Regions from separate parts of the Homo sapiens genome. Here region 1 is linked to region 2. A link is a loop called in an ENCODE intact Hi-C map of the cell type or tissue named here. Cell type or tissue: OCI-LY7. All regions are shown on one strand. Links, peaks and the distances in the headings refer to the core of each region. The heading gives the core; the rest is flanking DNA. Region 1 overlaps TSHR (thyroid stimulating hormone receptor). Region 2 overlaps SEL1L (SEL1L adaptor subunit of SYVN1 ubiquitin ligase).

Region 1 (2,811 bases), core at 264-2,763, 500 kb before region 2:
TTCACACCATTCTCCTGCCTCAGCCTCCCGAGTAGCTGGGACTACAGGCACCCGCAACCACGCCCGGCTAATTTTTTGTATTTTTACTAGAGACGGGGTTTCACCGTGTTAGCCAGGATGGTCTCCATCTCCTGACCTCGTGATCCGCCCGCCTCGGCCTCCCAAAGTGCTGGGATTACAGGCGTGAGCAAGTACATTCTTAAACGAAGCCCTCACTTCCACAACAGCCACAGCCCACCCCTTGCAAGATACAGATCTGGTTCTCCACATACCTTTGGGGAACAGGTTATCCAGGATTCCAGTGGGCCTGTCTTCCTGAGGAGAAGCTTGAAAGAGGTAACTTAGGGAGTAGTCTGACCCCTGTTGCAGCGGTTGGTCTGTCTGGGATCACAATTGGTACTTATCATCTCTCTTCCACTGTTCATTTTAAATTCCCCCTCAGCTTTCACCTCTGCTGGTCTTGATGACTTATCTGCTGATATGATCAAAGCCTTCATTTTTGAGGGCCTGAACCCATAGTTACCATACTTTTCTTAGGCTGGGGTTATTGCACTTGTTTGTCTATAGTCACAATTGAGCAAGTATGTCCAACTGGATCATCTGAGTTCCAAATATATTTCTCCCTGTCCTCATTGTGTAACAGCAGCCCTGCTTCTTCCTCCTGATCAGGGTCAGTTACTCCTAACAAGATATTGACTTCTTCAGCCTGCTGGTCTCTGTATACAAGAAGTCCTGAATGCCCAAGTGGCAGTCATAGCCTGAGTTCTCCACAGAGCCTAGTATTATAGGAAGAGGAAACACAGACTCTTTCAGCGAATCATTGAATGTGATAAGTGGACTCTCTCCTGCTTCTGCCCAATGGTTCCCAGACCAATATATTCTTCCTAATTGGGATAACATCCATATAGAGGTTTGTGATGCAGTGTCTAGCCTGCATGATGATACCCCACCATGGCAGATGCCATGATGTAGGCAATTGCCTACAAATTGGCATTCCGGTTGTGCCTTTGGTAGGCTCTTGCATTGCTCTATAGAGCTACCTTCTCTGGATTATGTGATATGTGATAAAACCAGAGGATCCCATGGTCACAGGCTCATTCGTCTCCTCCTCTGTGAAGTGTGTCTCTCATGGTCGGATGCTGTGTTATATGGAATTCTATGTCTGTGGATCACTTTCAAATCCTCCAGCTAGTAGTGCTGCCTGGGACTTTGTAGGTAAGAAAGGCAAACAGTTATCTAGAATAAATGTTTACTACCATGACAATAATTCACAGGTCCTTCCAGGAAGAAATGGCTCAATGTGTCATAAAGTGGCCATGTGATCCCTGTTGTACTGCTCAGGTTTGATCCCTGGTATACCACTTTCCACTAGACAAATTGCTGCTGAGTCTGCCTGACATTCTGACTTAATGTATTCTACAGAGCTCAGCTCACAAGGGGCAGTTTAGAATGCATAGTTACTGGCTTCCATGGTCAAATATTCAGTCTCAAACAGGGCTCAGTAGCACCCCAAGAGATGTTTTTCTGCACTGCAGATGGTGTGGACTCACTCTAGAAATCCAGAGTACTGTATTTTGATTCTTCTATGAAGGCTTGCCACAAACTCCACACCAAACTACCTCTTTTTTCACTTTTCACTCTTCCAACACAATAGAGTCTATGAGATCATATGGCCCAAGAGGCAGGGCTGCTTGTACCACAGCCTGGTGCTGCAAAGTCCTGCTCAGGCCCTATTCCAAGTTGCCAGACTTACATGTTAACTGATACATGGGCGAAGCAATCTTTCTACAGTATTCAATTCAATGAATAAATCACAGCTTATTTGTCCATTTTCTTAGATATAAACAAAAGTATAACTCTTAACTGTAAGTTCTGAGTTTAGTCTTCAGCTCTTTCTAATATCCCCTTGCACCAGATATAGGCCTTCTCATACAGTGTTCAATTGCTTGTCAGTTGCTGTCAACTTTATCTCAGCATTAGCTGGCTGTAGTAGCTTCAAACTTAACAAAAATCCAGCTAATTCCTTCATCCTTGTATTCATTGCTTTCCTTCATCTTCCTTGCCTCCTCCTCAACAACATCCCTCCAACACACACACACACACACACACACACACACACACACATGCATGTGCACTTTTCTAAAGCATGAACATTGCACAGGCCAGGAAAGTTCTCTCACGGAACTTTCTTCCAAGCCATCATTGATTAAAGTTTTTAGTAATTGGGCTGCCACCCTGTGCCAGAGACTATCTGTGCCCCCTGTGCCACCCAGAATGGGATCCTCATCACCAGCTTGCAGGAAGTGATCTGCTCCCAAAACCTCATTTTACCTCCTGCTTTCTCAGACCAATTCCAGTACCAACTGTATCAGTTCAGTTATTCTGGGAAGCAGATGCTGAGACAGCGTTAGGAGTGCAAGTGGTTCATTGAAAGATAACATCTGTGAAAGATAAAGGGGGAGAGCCCCAGACTGTGCTACAGAGCTGACAAAATCTTGGCCAAACCAATGGGGAGCTCTAGAGCAAAGACTGCCTGTTAGAGGGACCCACATTAGGCATAGAAGCCAGGCTCTAGCACCACTGCCATGCTCAGCCCTGGGCTGTGGGCTTCCCGGGAAGAGTAGAGCCTTGGTTAAAACACTGTGACAGTTCCTGCAGGTGCTGCAGATGGAGGCTGGCAGCTAACTGCCTCCTGACAGTTACACAGAAAGCTGTTTCCTGGAGGGAGATCTGAGTGGTGCATCTCTGTGGCTGCCATACCCATTTTCTCTTTCATCTTCTCTGTTTGCACATCTGCCTTTCTGTACCAGC
Region 2 (2,811 bases), core at 239-2,738:
TAAATTTTCTTGAAATACCAAGTGGGTGGAGAGCTTCTTTTCAATGAATACCACACATTTAAAATCCAGATCGTGCCTCAGGCATTCAGGAGTGTTATATTTTAATTTATATTTGAGAGTGATGACTGATGAAAAATATTTGCATGAAAATAGAAATTTTCTTTTGTTCTGATCATTTCTTACATACTTCTAGTCATAATAATGTGTAATACATATATATATTATGAGATTCACTTTCAAAACAAATATCAGCTGTCACTGAAATATAGCCCTGCTTGTCTTGGCAGGTAAAGGGGCTGTTTTCATGACACATCTTGTTTTGAAATGTGCATGTGAAATGTTAGTCCGAACCTCTGTAAAGGAAGTTTTTGCGTATGTAGTTAGACATTAATACACATGCTATACACATAAAGAATTGTGTTTTTCATTTATAGGCCTGCATGCATACTTCCAAAACACTGGTTTGAAGAATGAACATGAGGATAAAAGAAGGGAGAGAAAGACAAAGCAAAATAAAAAAAAATTCCTATATATATATTAATAAAATACTTAAGTTTCCTGGAGGCATCAACGGCTCTTTAAATAAATCATCAGATCATCACCAGATCACTGGCAGGGGTTTCCAAAACTTCCCAACAGTACAGAGACAGAATGGCTTAGTGGTAAGACTCTCACATGTAAGGTAAAAATTAACCTAATATGCAAAAAAGTAACAAATCCTTAGTATCAAGATTAATAATTTATAAATTCATCTGAGTTAAGTGCTAAACAATACATTTTGAAAAGAAGTCATCTTTGATTTACTTTTTCTTTGCCATTGACTGCTAATCAAAAATAAGCCTTACCTAGAAAACAGAAACTGAAACTTCAAACACAGAGACAGAAAAAAAAAAAAAAACCCACCAATGCTACCTCTGTAAAATAAAACTAGAAGCAAAATGAATAGTTTCAAGACAGTCGGCTAACCAACAAACCAAATGCACAAGAGAATACTAAACAGGGTTTTACTGTCATCAAGTTCGAAGGCAGGAAGACAGACTAGAAAAGGTCTTAGGAGAGATGGGCTACCATGGACAAATGAAGCCACACTCTATCTGTTAAATCTAAATTCTAACATTAAAACTCCTGAATCCTGGAGTTAGTTTAATGTCACTGACATTAACTAGCTTTAGTTATTGTCATTTTATTCAAATGGATGCCATTTGATTAGGTAAGTATTGAGCATTATTTTAGGAGAAAAACCAAACCCAACTCCTATTTGCTTAGGTACCATGTCCCATGAACAAAAAAGAAGAAGAGAGCAAAGTATTTTTGAGACAGTCTTTAAGTGAAGCCATAAGAACTAAGTTATTTGAAAGACACCATTCACAAACTGCTGGCAGCAAGTGACCCAGGGTAAAATGAAGTAGAAACAAGCCAAGAAAAGGAAATTCAGAACATTAACAATAGAAAAAGGCAAGTGGTAAACTAATAAGAAGTGTGTTTTTATATGAACAACAAGACTGCACTTTCCCATCCAGCCTTAGGTGGCACACACTGTTTTAAGAAATGTTTTCTCAAAGCACGTACTCAATGGAGGGAAGGAAAGTTAGATATAAAAATCTTGCTAAAGGAAAAATGAGGGTGGATGGCAGAAGAAAAAAGTGAAAGTTGGTAGTCATCTTGGGTGGTTTTTCAACTTTTAAATAAATTATAACAGTTCCTTCTAAAGGAAGTGTGGCTGCTACCGTGGATTACACTTATTTTGAAGCGGGGAGAAGGGACAGTGGTGGAGACACCAAAGTACTGTACCAACTGCACTCAAATCTCTACATGTAAGAGACCAAACAAGTCTCACTATTTACAAGAGTTGCCTAAAGCAACATTACACTTAGGGGGGGTAAGTTTCCTACCTTTCACAGATACGCTTTCATACATATGGCTCTCTTGGTGACTAACTCTTCGAATTTGGAAGCAATTATCTGGGAGGAAAGTTTTGCTTACCAGGTTTCCCATAATTCTCTAAACACAAAAAGGTATACAACTTCATATATAAAAGCCTTCATGTTCATTATAGACTAGTTAAATCTAGTTCTAACTACTACCCCAACTTCAAAAATCAAAGCAGTACAACTCTACAAGCAATAAACTTTTCAAGTTTTCTGGCAGATGAGGGATTCTGGGAAAAAAGCATGAAGGTTAGTATAAACATACTGACATCAGTAGGCATAGAAAACCTGCTCAGATACGAATGCAGTCTCAGACAAGATACAGGCTGGTGAACACCACCATCTGACAATAAAATGAAATACAAATTCAGTTTAAGCTTTAATTATTTCACGTGTGTAATTATGTGAAACTCTTCAGTTTTTTTCCCATACTATTTAACCAGACAATCCTGAAGCATAGTAGCCTTGATTTTCCTAATGTTAACAGTGAGAAAATGGTGACTATGATAGCTAAGCAGTGGCTGGCTTTCTATTATAATATAAAACTATCAGAAATAAAAAGATACCTGAATAGTATAGAACAGTACAAACAGGTTTTGGCTTTCATCAACCACTGAGTTTAATCCATCTTTGATTCTCTGAGTTTTAGTATTATAATAGTAGTCACTGTAAGCCATACCCTGGCAATGATATTTCATATTTAAAGAATTCAGGAAGGTGATGTGTTCTTTGTGCAAAAAGAAATGCAAAGTAAAATAAATCCTGGGAACAAATGCTTCAACTTTAGGAAAAGTATGTCTGTGTCTGTGATCGTAGTACCCCAACCAGAGTTCGTTTTGTTTTCTAATTTCTCCCACTTAGTCCATCCTCTGGCTTCTGGATC

Evidence for each region. Peaks named below come from ENCODE experiments on the same cell type or tissue, not always from the same donor. Only the 100,000 strongest peaks of a DNase experiment are listed, where the experiment ranks them.
Region 1: a loop joins it to region 2, with 6 times the contacts of the local background. A loop is called at or near these places in 7 of 110 quality-filtered maps.

What each region holds. Positions count from the first base shown.
Region 1 is chr14:80,976,008-80,978,818 of GRCh38, forward strand. The region is part of intron 1 of TSHR (thyroid stimulating hormone receptor); the gene reads left to right. Among named protein-coding and RNA genes, the nearest start is that of TSHR, 22 kb to the left of the region's middle. In OCI-LY7, for the core only: CTCF peaks have their summits at 1,557 and 1,759; DNase peaks (open chromatin) are centred at 1,514 and 2,664; H3K4me3 peaks cover 1,107 bases; H3K27ac peaks cover 1,570 bases.
Region 2 is chr14:81,473,362-81,476,172 of GRCh38, forward strand. It overlaps SEL1L (SEL1L adaptor subunit of SYVN1 ubiquitin ligase), which reads right to left. Exons shown (of 21, transcript NM_005065.6): 21 at 1-2,811. Among named protein-coding and RNA genes, the nearest start is that of LINC02308, 25 kb to the left of the region's middle. In OCI-LY7, for the core only: CTCF peaks have their summits at 1,555 and 1,766; a DNase peak (open chromatin) is centred at 960; H3K4me3 peaks cover 1,076 bases; H3K27ac peaks cover 2,500 bases.